2 separate regions of the Homo sapiens genome follow, and region 1 is linked to region 2. A link is a loop called in an ENCODE intact Hi-C map of the cell type or tissue named here. Cell type or tissue: gastrocnemius medialis. All regions are shown on one strand. Each heading gives the region's core, and the rest is flanking DNA. Links, peaks and the distances in the headings are about the cores only. Region 1 overlaps TLN2 (talin 2). Region 2 overlaps TLN2 (talin 2).

Evidence for each region. Hi-C counts contacts between places; a loop is a spot of excess contacts. Peaks named below come from ENCODE experiments on the same cell type or tissue, not always from the same donor. Only the 100,000 strongest peaks of a DNase experiment are listed, where the experiment ranks them.
Region 1: it touches region 2 in a loop (9-fold over the local background); 1 of 110 quality-filtered maps calls a loop at or near these places.

What each region holds. Positions count from the first base shown.
Region 1 is chr15:62,428,963-62,436,256 of GRCh38, reverse strand. All of the region lies in intron 1 of TLN2 (talin 2), which reads right to left. Among named protein-coding and RNA genes, the nearest start is that of TLN2, 42 kb to the right of the region's middle. In gastrocnemius medialis, for the core only: no CTCF peak of the experiment used is centred there; DNase peaks (open chromatin) are centred at 2,794, 3,326 and 4,209; H3K27ac peaks cover 2,754 bases.
Region 2 is chr15:62,542,586-62,549,879 of GRCh38, reverse strand. The region is part of intron 1 of TLN2 (talin 2); the gene reads right to left. Among named protein-coding and RNA genes, the nearest start is that of MGC15885, 99 kb to the left of the region's middle. In gastrocnemius medialis, for the core only: no CTCF peak of the experiment used is centred there; DNase peaks (open chromatin) are centred at 3,819 and 4,279; H3K4me3 peaks cover 1,721 bases; H3K27ac peaks cover 2,552 bases.

The DNA of each region.
Region 1 (7,294 bases), core at 1,508-5,507, 110 kb after region 2:
TGTATCCTTAACACACAGCACAGTGCCTGGAACTCAGAGGGAACGTGGAATCAATGAACTAATAGATCAATGGATGACTGAATAAATGATGAGGCAGACAACTGAATTAGAACTGCAGGTCAAACAGGAGGTTAGCAGGACATCTGTGATGCAGAAAGCAATGGGAAGTACGGAGAAATGTGTTTGTGACGTAAGTTTGAAACAAGTAGGCACAAGAAACATCCTGATAGAGTGGAGAAGGCAGGCAACAGTGATATCATGGAGCATGATACAAAATCCAAAATTCATAAAGATTAATAAATTTGACTACATAAAACAAATTTTGTGCAGTGAAAAAGCTAGTGACAAAGACAAAATGAGGGAAAGTATTCACAGCATGTGACAGATGCTAATTTCCATAATACATAAACAGCAAGGCCTGGCATGGTGGCTCACGCCTGTAATCCTAGCATTTTGGGAGGCCAAGGAGGGTGGATCACCTGAGGTCAGGAGTTCAAGACCACCCAGGCCAACATGGCAAAACCCCATCTCTACTAAAAATACAAAAATTAGCCAGGCAAGGTGGTAGGCGCCTGTAATCCCAGCTACTTGGGAGGCTAAGGCAAGAGAGTTGCTCGAACCCGGGAGGCAGAAGTTGCAGTGAGCCAAGATCGCGCCATCGCACTCCAGCCTGGGTGACAAGAGCAAAACTCCATTTCAAAAAAATAAATAAAAATAATTTTAAAAATCAAATACAAATCAATAAGAAAAAGACAACAACACAATAGACAAATAGACAGCAGACACAAAAAGTGAAGAGAAAAAGAAATAAAAATGACTTAAGCATATAAAGACAGTCAACTTCTGCGGAGAAAAATGAATGGTTTTACACTGTTGGTGGTAGTGTAAATTAGTTCAACCATCGCGGAAGATAGTGTGGCAATTCTGCAAAGATCTGGAGGCAGAAATACCATTTGACCCAGCAATCCCATTATTGAGTATATGCCCAAAGGAATATAAATCATTCTACTATAAAGATACATGCATGCGTATGTTCACTGCAGCACTATTCACAATAGCAAAGACACGGAATCAACCCAAATGCCCATCAATGATAGACTGGATAAAGAAAATGTGGAACATATACACCATGGAATACTATGCAGCCATAAAAAAGAACAAGATCTTGGTCCTTTGCAGGGACATGGATGGAGCTGGAAGTCATCATCCTCAGCAAACTAAGGCAGAAACAGAAAAACCAAACACTGCATGTTCTCACTGATAAGTGGGAGCTGAATGATGGGAACACATGGACACATAGCGGGAAACAACACACTTTGGGGTCTGGGGGTGGAAAGGAGAGCATCAGAAAGAATAGCTAATGGATGCTGGGCTTAATACCTAGGTGATGGGTTGATCTGTGCAGCAAACCACCATGGCACACATTTACCTATGTAACAAACCTGCATATCCTGCACATGTTCCCCTGAACTTAAAAGTTGAAGGAAAAAGAAAATGCTCAACCTCACATCACACATCATAAGTGATATGAGATTCCATTTTTACCTAGCGGACTGGCAAATATAGGCAGTCTGACAATACACTGTGTTGGCGAGGACTCCTGGGAACAGGCACTCTCATACATTGTTGGTTAAATGATTAAAAATGATACAACTTCTTTGGAGGACAATTTAGCAATATTAAATTAAAGATGAACATACTTTCTGACTTAACTGTTTTAGGACTTTATCCCACAGCTGTACTCACACTTGCAAGCAAGGGAAAGAGCGCGCGCATGCACAAGAGTGCACACACATCAGCAAAAGATAAAAAAAAGACCCAAATGTCAATAGGGAGCCAGTTAAAAGACGAAATGGAATATACTATAATGGAATATAAAACTGCTGTTAAAAAAGAATGAGGCTATTCTATATAATCTAATAGGATATAACTTACAATGTTAACTTTTTTTAAGTAAGATGCTTAAGTACACACACCTTATATACTATATATTCAGAGGGGAAGGGAGTCAGAACATAAAGACACATATACATAGACCACTTCCAGGATAATATACAAATACCACTAACAGTGGTTGCCTTTAGGAAGGGACCTTAGTTTTTAGTGGATGGATTGGAGCAAAGTTACTTTTCACTGCATGCCTCTTTCTACTTTTTAAAATTTTTACATGTGAAATTTAACTTTTTGAAAATTAAAATTGTATTAAAAAGAAAGGAGGACAGATGAGCCTAAATTAGGGAGACAATCTTTTTTTTGGGCGGGGGCGGGGGGACAGAATCTTGCTCTGTCACCCAGGCTGGAGTGCAGTGGCGTGATCTCGGCTCACTGCAACCTCTGCCTCCTGGGTTCAAGTGATTCTCCTGCCTCAGCCTCCTGAGTAGCTGGGATTACAGGTACCTGCCATCACTCCTGGCTAATTTTTGTATTTTTAGTAGAGGCAGGGTTTCACCACGTTGGCCAGGCTGGTCTTGAACTCCTGATCTCAAGTGATCCACAAGAAGGGAAGTGAATCTGGACAGGAGACTCGATTCATTCAAGCTTCAAATAACTGAGGCAGGTATGATAAGATTAGTATCCCTTACACCAGAACAGGGGCCCTTATGTACAAAGGCCATCTGGGGGAAAAAAACCAGTGAGTGACAACCTTGACTCAAAAGCAGAAAACACAACTCAGTCTGTGAGCAGACCCGAAGCAAGCAGGTAACACAATCACAGTCCATAGTCAAGAGGACTAAATAGAGAATTCACACCCCTGAGATTGGCTAACACCAAGACTAGAAACAGAGGTGGTATGCCCCAGCGGTCTGCCTCGGTGACAGTCAGGTGGTACAGGGATTTGTCCTCTGGTTCTCAGCAGGCCCTATGGAGTTTCAGAACTTTGGAATCAGGCCTCCTGGACCAGGAATCGATTAGTCCAGAGGGATACCACAGCCTTAGAGTTGACTTAATTCAGATACAACAAGAAGTTACAAGGCAAAAACCCTCAGGCTTCTGTGTCAGATTGTCCCCTGGGTCCCTGTGGCCAGCAACAGGTATAGGTGAGAGCCTCTGAATGAAACGCCCAGGCTGGAGCCCTGTCAGGGCTGCAGTCTTCTTCCCAGAAAACACCATGATTTGTATTTCAGGTTGAAATTCACATCACCAAATAAAGACACCCAGTTCCTCTCCCTAGGAGTACACATCTCACACCCTCTGCCCCTCTATTTGGGGACCAATGCCTCTGTCAACATACCTATCTTAAAATAGAAACCAAGTGGCATATGCTGTGGTCTATTTCAGAAACTATGTCAAACACATCTGGATGAGTACTCCCCATGCCTGCCTGGCAAGGGCTTCTCCTTGGCTCGTAGGAAAATAGGGCACAGACACTTCTCTCTCCCCTGCCAGTTATGTGAGGGATTTTCTGGAGTCAGCATGTTTCACAAGAGGCGTAGAAACTCTATAAATATGCATTCTAGGGCATAAACCAAAGGACCTTAAATTAGTCATGGCCAAAATACATGTACTCGAAGGAGCAAAACAACTCCTAGTATATTGCCAAGAACACAGTAAAAGCTCCATAAAACACCTCCTGCAGTTTCTTCACCTCTAAGAACCCAAACCTCAAAACATTTAAAAATTAAATTAAATCAAATCACATAACACACATTAGCATGCCTCCGGTTCTTTTCAAAGTGCCTTCACATACATCATCTCAATATGGTACCCTGTGTACGATCCAAAATTCATATGTTAGAAACAATCCCCAATGCAACAGTGTTGAGAGGTGTTTAGGTCAAGAGAGCTCCAACCTCATGAGTGGATTAATGCCACTATAAAAGCACTTGCAGGAGTGGATTTGCTCTTTTGCCCTTCTACCATGTGAGGACACAGCAAGAAGGCCCTCACCAGAAGCCAGCACTTTGATTTTGGACCTCTCAGCCTCCCGAACTCTGAGACAAATAAATGTCTGTTCTTTGAAAATTGCCCAGCCTCAGGTATTTAGTTTTGCATCATGAAACAGACTAAAATGGTCATTTTGTCTTCAATTAGAGGATTACTTTCCCAGAGTGTTTCTTTTCCAGAGGACCTAATAAAAAATTCGATAAAAAATCTAATAAAGATACACTAATAAAAAGTAAAAAAATTTAATTAAACATACACACACTGAGACACTGAAGGAATACAGCCCAACTGCTATTACACCAGGACGAGGCCTGCTATGATTCTGAGTCACAAGTGAATTTGTTGTCTGCATTCAGGAGCTAAAAGAGCAACACGTCCTTTCCAAGGAGCGTTCCAGAAGTCCCATTAACCCAGAGCAAGAGATGGGCCTGGGACCATGCCCGGGGCCCAAGGCCTGGAGCTCACCCACTCTACATTTGTATCCCTGATATTTTGTTCCAATAGAGATGAAATCCACAAAATATTTACACCAAGCTGCACAGAGGCATAGAATTAAATATACATGGGTTTCTGGTCTTCCATTTTTAGAAATTTCCTTTATTTTATTTATATATTTGAGGAACGACTGATGCCATTTTCCCTTTCTTCTTTCTGAATGTTTTTCCAAATGGAGAAAGCTAAAGAAAGCTGCACAAGTCCATGTTTGCTGAGCTATAAAGATTCTTTCAGCATCCAAACTTAAACTACCAAATCAAACAAGCCACTTGTCAATGTTTGGTTTCAAAATTCCAGAGTCTCAGGCTACATGTGATCCTTCCAGGCACAAACCCTGAGAAACCAAACAAGCAGTATGGTCACATTTACCGTTACCTGTTCCGGTGACTTCGGGATATGACATATGTTTAAATTGCCTAATTATGTAAGTATCTAATTTTGTGTTTAACATGTCATCAGTGCACAGTCAAATTATATTCCACAAATATGTAGAGAACATTCGGCCTTAATTAGTTGTTTATCCCTACTGCTGTGCTGCTCTCATCTCAGATTCAAAAATGTTATTGAACTAGGTCTTTTTTTAATGTTCACTTTAATGTATATGCACATATGTAAGTATATTTCCCTTCTCCAAAGGGAAAAGCTCTACACAGTTTCACATGCTCCAGCAGGCTTGTGACCAAGGACTGGGGACACTATGGTAGGCAGAGTCCTCTGCTTAAACCCTGGGAGCCCTTCAGAGAGATGTTTACCTGTTAAAAGTCGTTTCCCCTCAAGCCTCACTCAGTGGGCCTGGAGCTCAAAAGTCAGCTCAAGGTCATTATTTCTAACAAGAATCCAGAGCAAGGTATCAGTCTCTCAGATCCTCCCTTGTGCTTGATCATCCAAATTATTACTATCATCCTGGAAGGAGCTGGGTGTTTTTGTGTATTTTTTTTTTTTGGCTTTTCCTGTTTATCATCTTTCTCGCCTCCTCCAGGAAGCCTTTGAGACTTCTAGACCAAATTGATCTCTCCAATGGCTAAAGTGAGTATCACTCAGTAACTGTCCCAAACAATTTATCCTGAATTACTCACACTTCTACATTACCTTGTGGATTGTTCCCTCTAACCATCTTACTGTTCAATCTGACATACCGGGCCATGACTTATACTTTACTCATGATCGACATGGGGTTTGAGCACAATGCAGGGTACCAGTAAATGCTCAATAAATATTTATTGGTTCGTTTGACTAAGTCTCAAACAGAGATGAGATCTGTCCACTATACATCTGAACTCCTGCAGAATTAAAGTATTAAAGTCACCATCCCCAAAAATGTGGTGCAAATCATTAACTCAAACAAGTGCTACCTCCTCCTAACAAAAATTGCTACCTCGCAAATAATCCAGATTAAGGGTAATTGAGAGTAAAAACATCTAGCGAACAAAACAGAAGCTAAAGTTCTAATTGAGGCCAAGATTCCTCTAACCGGGAAGAGTTTGGACAGAAAATAACAGTTGTAATTGTTTTTGATAGTTTCCATGTCTTCAATTTAACCATGATTGGCCCAATAAGACAGATACACTATTTCCAAAGTCATACAAATTTGCTTTCCACTTAAGACACAAAACAGTTGTTTAACTTTCTAGACACTGGTATGTTCTCCAAAGTCAATTGAACTGTAATGGAATTTTCCACCTCTGAAACACCAATAAATGCTAGCTTACAACAGAAGTCCAATAAGTGTTCAGAATATGTAAACACAGCCACAAAGACCTAATTTTTTCCTTTTTAAAATCTGTACACTTATATATACATTCCAGGGGACTCAAAGGAGAACTAGAATAAACTAGTTTAGGAATATCACTAAATTGGAATCATCATAAAATCAAAACCTTTTTTCTTATCAGTTCGGGCCAGGTCTCTCAGGAAGTCTCCGCATTTATATCGGTTATGTAAAAACCTTAACCAGTGATCTTGGATAAGTCACGTACAGGCTGAAAGGACACGACAGTTCTCAGGAAAACATATTATCTCAATTACATTATTATGGGCCTGAATAATCTTTGCCAAGGAAACTACACAGAGATGCAAACACTTCAGCATTAAGTTATGTTTGCTTCTAGAAAGTTTCTGGTATTTCTGATATTGGTGTGCCTGATGTTTTAGCAATTCACAATAAAAATGACCAAACCACCCCAGGCACCTTGACCAGGGGCCACAGCATCTTCCAGTTCCCACCCCCAAAATTAACCCAAACCTGTTGGCATGTCTAAAGAAAACTTCCAGACTACTTCCTCTCTCTAGCTTCTCCAAAACACACCAGCAATTAAATACATCGGCCAGAGTGAAGTTCCCTGCTAAACTACAAACCCAGCATGCCAAAAAATTAGAGGGGGTAACTAAACCCTGGCCAAGACAGGTCTCAAGTCGGGTGGGGAGACGTCTCACCAGCTAGAAACCACAATGCAGAGTTGGCTAGACACGATCTTAACACATGTGCTTTTCATAAACGATAAGTCTTTCGATTTTCGAAGCACCTAAAGGGAAAGGTTCAGGGGCTTTCACCAACCGATGAATCAGTTCATCCTCCTGGCTTCCCAGAACAGCAAACTCAGATATCCCAGGCAGAACCATCCAACCACACAGGCCTCTCCTCAGTTTGCTACCAGGCATCTTCTCCTCCTCCTTCCTGAAACAGTACCATCACAAGATCACTGCACCCCGCTTGAGTGATTGCTTAGGGCTCACCACTACCCCCCCAACCCCCGCCAACCCCGGTTCCCACCCAGAGCCACAAGCTCTGGCCTGGTGACCTGTCAAAATTGGCATGCTGCTCCAGGGCCGGTCTCCAGACGGAAGTCAGGCTGATGATATCTGTCTCCCCCAGAGAAGCTTTCAATAGGGCCCCAGGTCCCACTCCAGAAGCTCT
Region 2 (7,294 bases), core at 2,186-6,185:
GACTTAGCTATAAAACAACACCTGTGGCTTCCTGGAAATGACATCATTGTGGCCTTGATTCATTTATCATGTTTCCCTCTGCCTAAACATCTGCCCCCTGCCCTATCCAATTCCCTAAGCCCATTTTAAACATCATTTCTACTAAACAATGTTATCAGCTGACACCTCCGGTTGAGAGAAACCACTCTTCTCTAAACTTCCACAGCACACTACATACAGTATATACCACATAAATTCAAAATTGTAGATTTGTCAAATTCCCCAACCAGACTGGAGCTCTTGAGTAGGGACCATGTGCCATACCTAGATTTCGCCTCTAGTGGCCAGCAGAGTTCTTGGCACATAGCAGGAACTCACTGGATGGATGGATGGATGGATGGATGGATGGATGGATGGATGCATGGCATGCATGGCAGGCCTCTGAGTGGCACTATTAAACTTCAGTGGCCAGGGGCGGTGGCTCACACCTGTAATCCCAACACTTTGGGAGGCTGAGGTGGAAGGACTGCTTGGGTACAGGTATTAGAAACCAGCCTCAATTAAAGTGAAACCCTGTCTCAATTAAAATAATAATAAATAAACTTCAGCGATCCCACATGATTTGTGATTAGTGTTAATCTGAACAAATGGAAGACTAAATGGAATAACCGAACAGAAGAATCTTAAGTAACTGGAGTATGGCTCTCAGGGAGCCCTACAGGAAGAAGGAAAGGTCTCCCTCCAAAGCCATTCATGTTTTACACTCCGTAGGGTCTCAATTAAAGGCAGCTAATTGACTCTACATGTACAGTCCTACTAAACAGCTAAAGCAGATGAGGATAAGAAAGCAAACTAGCTACCAAAGAACTTTTCTGGGCATAAGCAGATATAGTTAAGACCAGTGGCAAACCATTACACACTCCTATCAAGGACCAAGACAGATACAGTAATAACTCCAAGTGGATCTAACTATAGAATAAAGTCTTGGATTCCTCAAGATTATTTACCCTAGGATTCAAATCCACCCATAATTTTATCCTTGAGTCGACATTATTTTTGTTGTAAATCCACCCTCCATCCTACCATTCCTTTCTGCCTGGATAGATTTTCCTTTGGGAAATCACTACATAGCAGCCACAGGATCTGGCCCCAAACTTAGCTCCAGAGGTTGATGTTTACCAGCATAACCTAATCAGCACAATTTCAACCGTATTCTGATTAGCTGTGGGATGAACAGGAACCCAATTCTAAGCACATGGCATTTCCCCTGGCTGCCATGTTAGTTAGGCGGAATAAATGTCAGGTCTTTTGTTTGATGGTTATGGGTGTGAGTGAACAACCAGGGAACCCTGGCTACTACTAGCTGCCTTCTGGTGAGCACCAGGAAATCTAGGCCTAGGAAGACACACCTAGAGAACCCTGTGTGCAACTTGAAAAGTAGGTCTTTTTCCAGTTATTGAGCCAATGCATTGTCTTTATTGTTTAAGCCAATTTGGGGTTTCTGTCATCCAAAGCGTTATGATGTCTACCCCACTCCTACTTTTCCATCCCATTTTACCCGATTCTCTTAGGACATACATAAACCCACTTTGTAAGACTCTATAACTGTCCCCAACATACTCCATCTACTCCTAGCTCCTCATTTGTGTGTCATTCCCCTGCCTGAAATGTTCCTCCCTTGCTCTCTCCATTTTTCAAATCCTGTCTGGTCTTCCAGACTCAGGCTGGAGTCCTAATCCCTCCGAGGGCAGACATCCAGGACCATAATTTTCTTGTCTCATTATCGATATTAGTTGTCATCTGTGTCCTATTTTATACTTTTAAGTATCTTTCCACAAGCATAGTCTCGGGCTGGAATGAAGCTCCATATGTTTGCAACCCCTTGCAAAGGGCCCCTGGAAGAATATCTTGTGATAAATGGAAAACCAATAACTCCTGTATAGGCAGATGCAAAATGCGATTTAGACCTCCTGATCACTGCCAGTCACTCCTTCTTAATTCACATAGCAATGTAGAGGATAGACAGCAATTTCAGAGGCAACATATTCCAACATCACACAATTGGCCACGGCCCTGTCACATTTCACAACCAGACTGGCAGTAACAGCTGGATGAGGATCAGAAATTTATCAGGCTACTTTCCATTTGCAGATTGCTGAAGTCCTTCCAAGGAAGATGCAAGACTAACTCCTGTGTTCTAAAAAGTAAACATCCACACCTTTCAAATATCATCCTGGGGGCAACACCAGAATGGAAAACATGAAAAAACACAGCCCAAGGCATCCACCGAACAATAGGTTCCAGCCACCTTCAAAGTCTTTTATATCCCCTTTCATACCTGTAGCTCCAGATACCTTCGGAGCACTCTGGGAGTACATCTGTGAGATTTAAATGAGGAACATGAATAAACAGAGGTTGGGATTTACCCCCATCACAGAGATGATCAGGAGCTCATGAGTAAGTTGAGGGGTCATGCAGGACCCAGTACTATGTCCACTGAATATGACAAAATGTGTGTGTGTGTTCACATACGAGCCACAAAGATGTCAACGTAGCCACAAGATTGATACTATCCTAGACAGTCTAATCCTTTTGTATGTGTGGCATGACATGTCCCTTATCTGCACAAGGATTTTGACATCCCAGTTGGGGTCAACATTAACAGTATCTGAACATGTTTTTCAACAAAGTAGAGAAATGAAAGGGCTGAAAAATTTTAAAAATCACTATGAGTGATCTACAGAATAAAGCAGGTATCTTTACAAATACATATTTACCTATAATAATTGGGAGCTTATTAACAGTTAATCCTCCCTTCATAAGGAATAGCAGTTTCTTTGGTAAACGGCCAGATTCAGTGTTTCAATACTGCTTCTTTATCCCCTTTCCTCCCTGATTAACGCTGGTCTTTTCCTGGTTCCTAAATAGGTTCTCAAGAGGTCCACAGACTATCAGCAGGGGCTTGTAAACAAACTGCAGTATTACGGACCAAGGGCTTGGCAACAGAAATGCAGCATGCCTCCTCATGGCCTCTGCATCTCACATTACTACCAGGAGATTTGTTCTCCTCATTGCTCTAGTCTGTAAATGCTTTCAAGGTTGAGCTTTATTGTAAGCCATGTGGCTGCTAGAGATAGATCTCAAAGCTCCCCTTGCTCTAAAGGACTCCGCCTTCGCTGTGTGGCCACTGACCAAACTGATTTTGCCTTTCCTCCACACTGGCCATGGTGCCAAGATGGCCTCATGAACTACTCACACTCTCATTGGCTTTATGCTAAGAGGGGCTCTCTATGCTGTCCTTGCAACTGGATAGAAAAAACAAACCTTCAGACAACATGCCCCCAGGAAGACTATCTCCTGAGAAGCCAGTCCAGAACACTTCCCAGCTTTCTGGTTTGCCTTTCCAGAACATCTTAGTAGTTCACAACTATGGAGCAAGAAATGAAATACCAAAATTAACACAGCACAAGCAAAAGGCTGAATCCAAATAGTTGCTGTTCAATCAGAGAAAAAGCAAACCAAACACCAATCACAATATCTCTATCAGCACTTTTCAATCCACTCCAAGAACCCAACACAGATGAAGATTAGCCGTGCCCCAGCTCACTTGTCTGGAGGCTTCTTAAAGGAAAATCTCCAGCAAGAATCGATTTCATCAAAGCCAAGTGGTTTGCAGCAACTCCTTCTGTCACCAACAGGTCAGGAAAGAGCCCCCGTCAGAGGTAGTGAAGACAGAAATCAGTGCCGACCTCCCTCTCCACACTGTGCCAGGCAGGCCAGCCTCACTGTGTCAAAGCAGAGGACTTGCTCTTCCCCCAAGAATCAGAAACAGCTGCTCCCACTTCATCAAGTTTCCAAGATTCCAGAATGTTCCAGCCCCACCTCATGTCCTGAATTTCTGGCTCTACTGCTTCATAGAACCAGCAGAGCACAGAAAGGAAATACAGTCCAAAGACCTGGAATGCTGAGACATTGCCAAGTCCTCTTCTGGCACTCTCTCCCAAGCATGGTGAAAGAATTGACAGCACCAGTCTGGGATACAAACACCCCCAACTTTGGTTTGATATTCCGGATATCCATTTGACAAATATTTATTGAGTGCCCAATCAGAATAAGGCCCTGCCACTACACCTCAGCCAGGATGGGCTCGAGTTCTGAGTTCTGAGATTACCAAATTTCACCAATGCACACAGAGCAATATGGATTTCAGGCTGCTGTCCAAGAACAGGGAACAATTGTTCACTATTGATTCACTTGAGCATAAAAAGGATATGCAAATTTGCAGGAGATTTGCAGCTCTGCTGTCCCTGGAACCCTGCCACAAAACCCAGGAAAGAACACATTGAGACACAGTGACACACACACACACACACACACACACACACAAAGAGAAAGAAAGAGAGTTGGATTCAAGAGACACTATGCAAATGCAAGGTTAAAAAGATGCTGCCTCACTGGAAATGTTGCCTAGCCTGATAACCCACCTTTTCCTCCATCCTTTTTCTCTTTCCCTCTTTCCTCTTCAACAGACAAATGTGGACTTTTTGTGTTGTTTCAGTGCCTTGTTATTGCAACAAGCAATTTTTGGAAGAGTTAAGAAATGTACTGTTCTTCACCCCCCAATTTTTCTGTACACATCAGTCAATAAAAGAAAAAGCATAACAGCCGGGTGCGGTGGCTCACGCCTGTAATCCCAGCACTCCGGAAGGCCGAGGTGGGCAGATCATGAGGTCAGGAGATTGAGACCATCCTGGCTAACACAGTGAAACCCCGTCTCTACTAAAAATACAAAAAAAAAAAAAAATCAGCTGGGTGTGGTGGCAGGTGCCTGTAGTCTCAGCTACTTGGGAGGCTGAGGCAGGAGAATGGTGTGAGCCCAGGAGGTGGAGCTTGCAGTGAGCCGAGATCGCAACACTGCACTCCAGCTTGGGCGACAGAGCGAGACTCCGTCTCAAAAAAAAAAAAGTGAGGTCATCCCCAAATCTCCACTTAGCACAAGTCTGGGGTTATTAACACAATCAATGTGTTGCCACTAGCATTGATAAGGAAAAAAAAACTAAGAATAAAGTTAGCTAATCCTGACACCATCTCTTACTTCCATTAGAACCTGCCATTCTAGGAATGGAAGGAAACTTCAGGCTGTGATTAGAGGGGGGGAAGAAAAAAAAAAAAAAGCTTTTCTACTCCCACTTGCTTTTAAAAGATTTTTCTCTTAAAAGGGTAGATGATGATGACAGAGTTGATGGAAAAAATGTAGGATGGCGCAGTGGCAGATAAGCCAGAAGCGGTCTCCAGGAAATGAAAACTATTCCAAAGCACGCCTCAATTTAGAACCTTTAAAAGACTATGGAATCTGTCTGTTTTTTCAGGAAAGCATGATCCTTCCTTGTACACACAGTGTTGGTTTTTCTTCCAGGTGTCTGTGGAAACAAGCCATTCTAGGAATCCATGAGCAACCCACACCTCCTTTTCCAGTAATCACCACTTATAACCTTTTGGAAAAGTCCCACAGAAAGATGGCTAAGGAAGCAGATGCCCCACAGGAGGCAGAGACCACGAGTGTTGGCGAACCCAGAGGAAGAGGCGCTATGAGTTTGGGAGGCTGGGGGAGACTAGGGAAGAGGCACTGAACTGGGCTTGGACCAACCAGGACTCACCTATTACAGGGAAGAACCTTCCACAATATTTTTTAAAAGGTCTGGAGAAACAAGAAATATCATTTTTAAGGAATCTGAAATTTGGATGAACATGAAGAGCAGGCTCAAATGGAGATTCGCCACTCTAAGAACACAAATGATTATTATACAAAGCGTGATAGCTAACTTATCTTACAGCTCTCTCAGAGATCAGGACCGAGGCCTCATTAATTCTGACGACATCAGAGTCTGTCAAGGCCAGAAAGGACCTCATGGGCCCTACTACCCTCCACGCCAGCCCCAGCCCCTGAATAGCCCAAGGCCCTATCCTGGGTTTTCAGCTTACTATTACAGTCCTCCCTGGAGATGCTCTCACAGCTCCCCATTGTAGCCTGAACACAGTTTAACACAGTTTAATATTATATATTTGTGTGATTATTTCATTCATTAACTATTTGATAAGGATAAGAGCCAGGCGTGTATTAGAGCTCCATCTTTTTTTTTTTTTTTTGAGACAGAATCTTGCTCTGTCACCAGGCTGGAGTGCAGTGGCACGATCTTGGCTCACTGCAACCTCCGCCTCCTGGGTTCAAGCAACTCTTCTGCCTCAGCCTCCCCAGTAGCTGGGACTACAGGCGCACACCACCACGCCCAACTAATTTTTGTATTTTTAGTAGAGACGAGATTTACCATGTTGGCCAGGATGGTCTCAATCTCTTGACCTTGTGATCCACCCACCTCAGCCTCCCAAAGTGCTGGGATTATAGGCGTGAGCCAGCGCGTCTGGCCTAGAGCTCCATCTTACATCTGTCTCATCATTTTTCATTCCTGTCTCTTCTACTAGTCAATAAGCCCTAAAAGGACAGAGGACATGTCCACATTGCACATAATTATATCTCCGGCCCCTGTCCTAGAGCTTGGCATAGTAGGTACTCAGCAAATATATGCTGAATTAATGAAGTCCAACCTCCTTGTTTTAGAGTTGAGAATATAGAGTTTCTGAACAATTTGATGATGTGGGCAACCACTAGGGAGTGACTTAAGACCAAAGGCTTCCTGAGGAATGGCACCAACAGAGAAGCTATTAAACACTGCTATGGGGAAAATTAAAAGGCTCTGGAGCCAGACAGAGAGCAATACATGCCCATCCTAGCCCTGTCCCTGTAGTGGCCATCTGTGGATGGCCTCTCCAGCACTCATTTCCTCCTAGCAAACAATCTCTCCTTGATTATATTTCTGAAGCTGACATATGTCCTAGGTCACATATCCTAGGTCAAGCCAAGTCACTGTAGCCAGTCCATTTCTCTGGCCACAATGACTGGTTTAAGGCAAACACATGACTTGAGTCAATCTAGTCTTAGTGAATTTCATGACTTCTGCTTGTAATCCTGGGTCAAAGTTGCTGGCTCTTCTATGGTTGATGTGGCGTTCATTCGTAAGGCCTGAATCTTCTGAGGCTGTTTTTGTCACCATGAGTTGAAGACAGCATGATGGTGAGGCCCACATACATAGGAAGGCAGAGCCAAGACAGTCCTAGGACAAGGGATCAGATCCCTAATACCAACACGAATCCCTGGATTGAACCATACCTGAAACACACCCCATGGTTGGACTTCTCAGTCACAAAAACCAGTAAATTATCTTTGTTATTTGAATCAGTCTGGGGTAGGTCTTCTTTT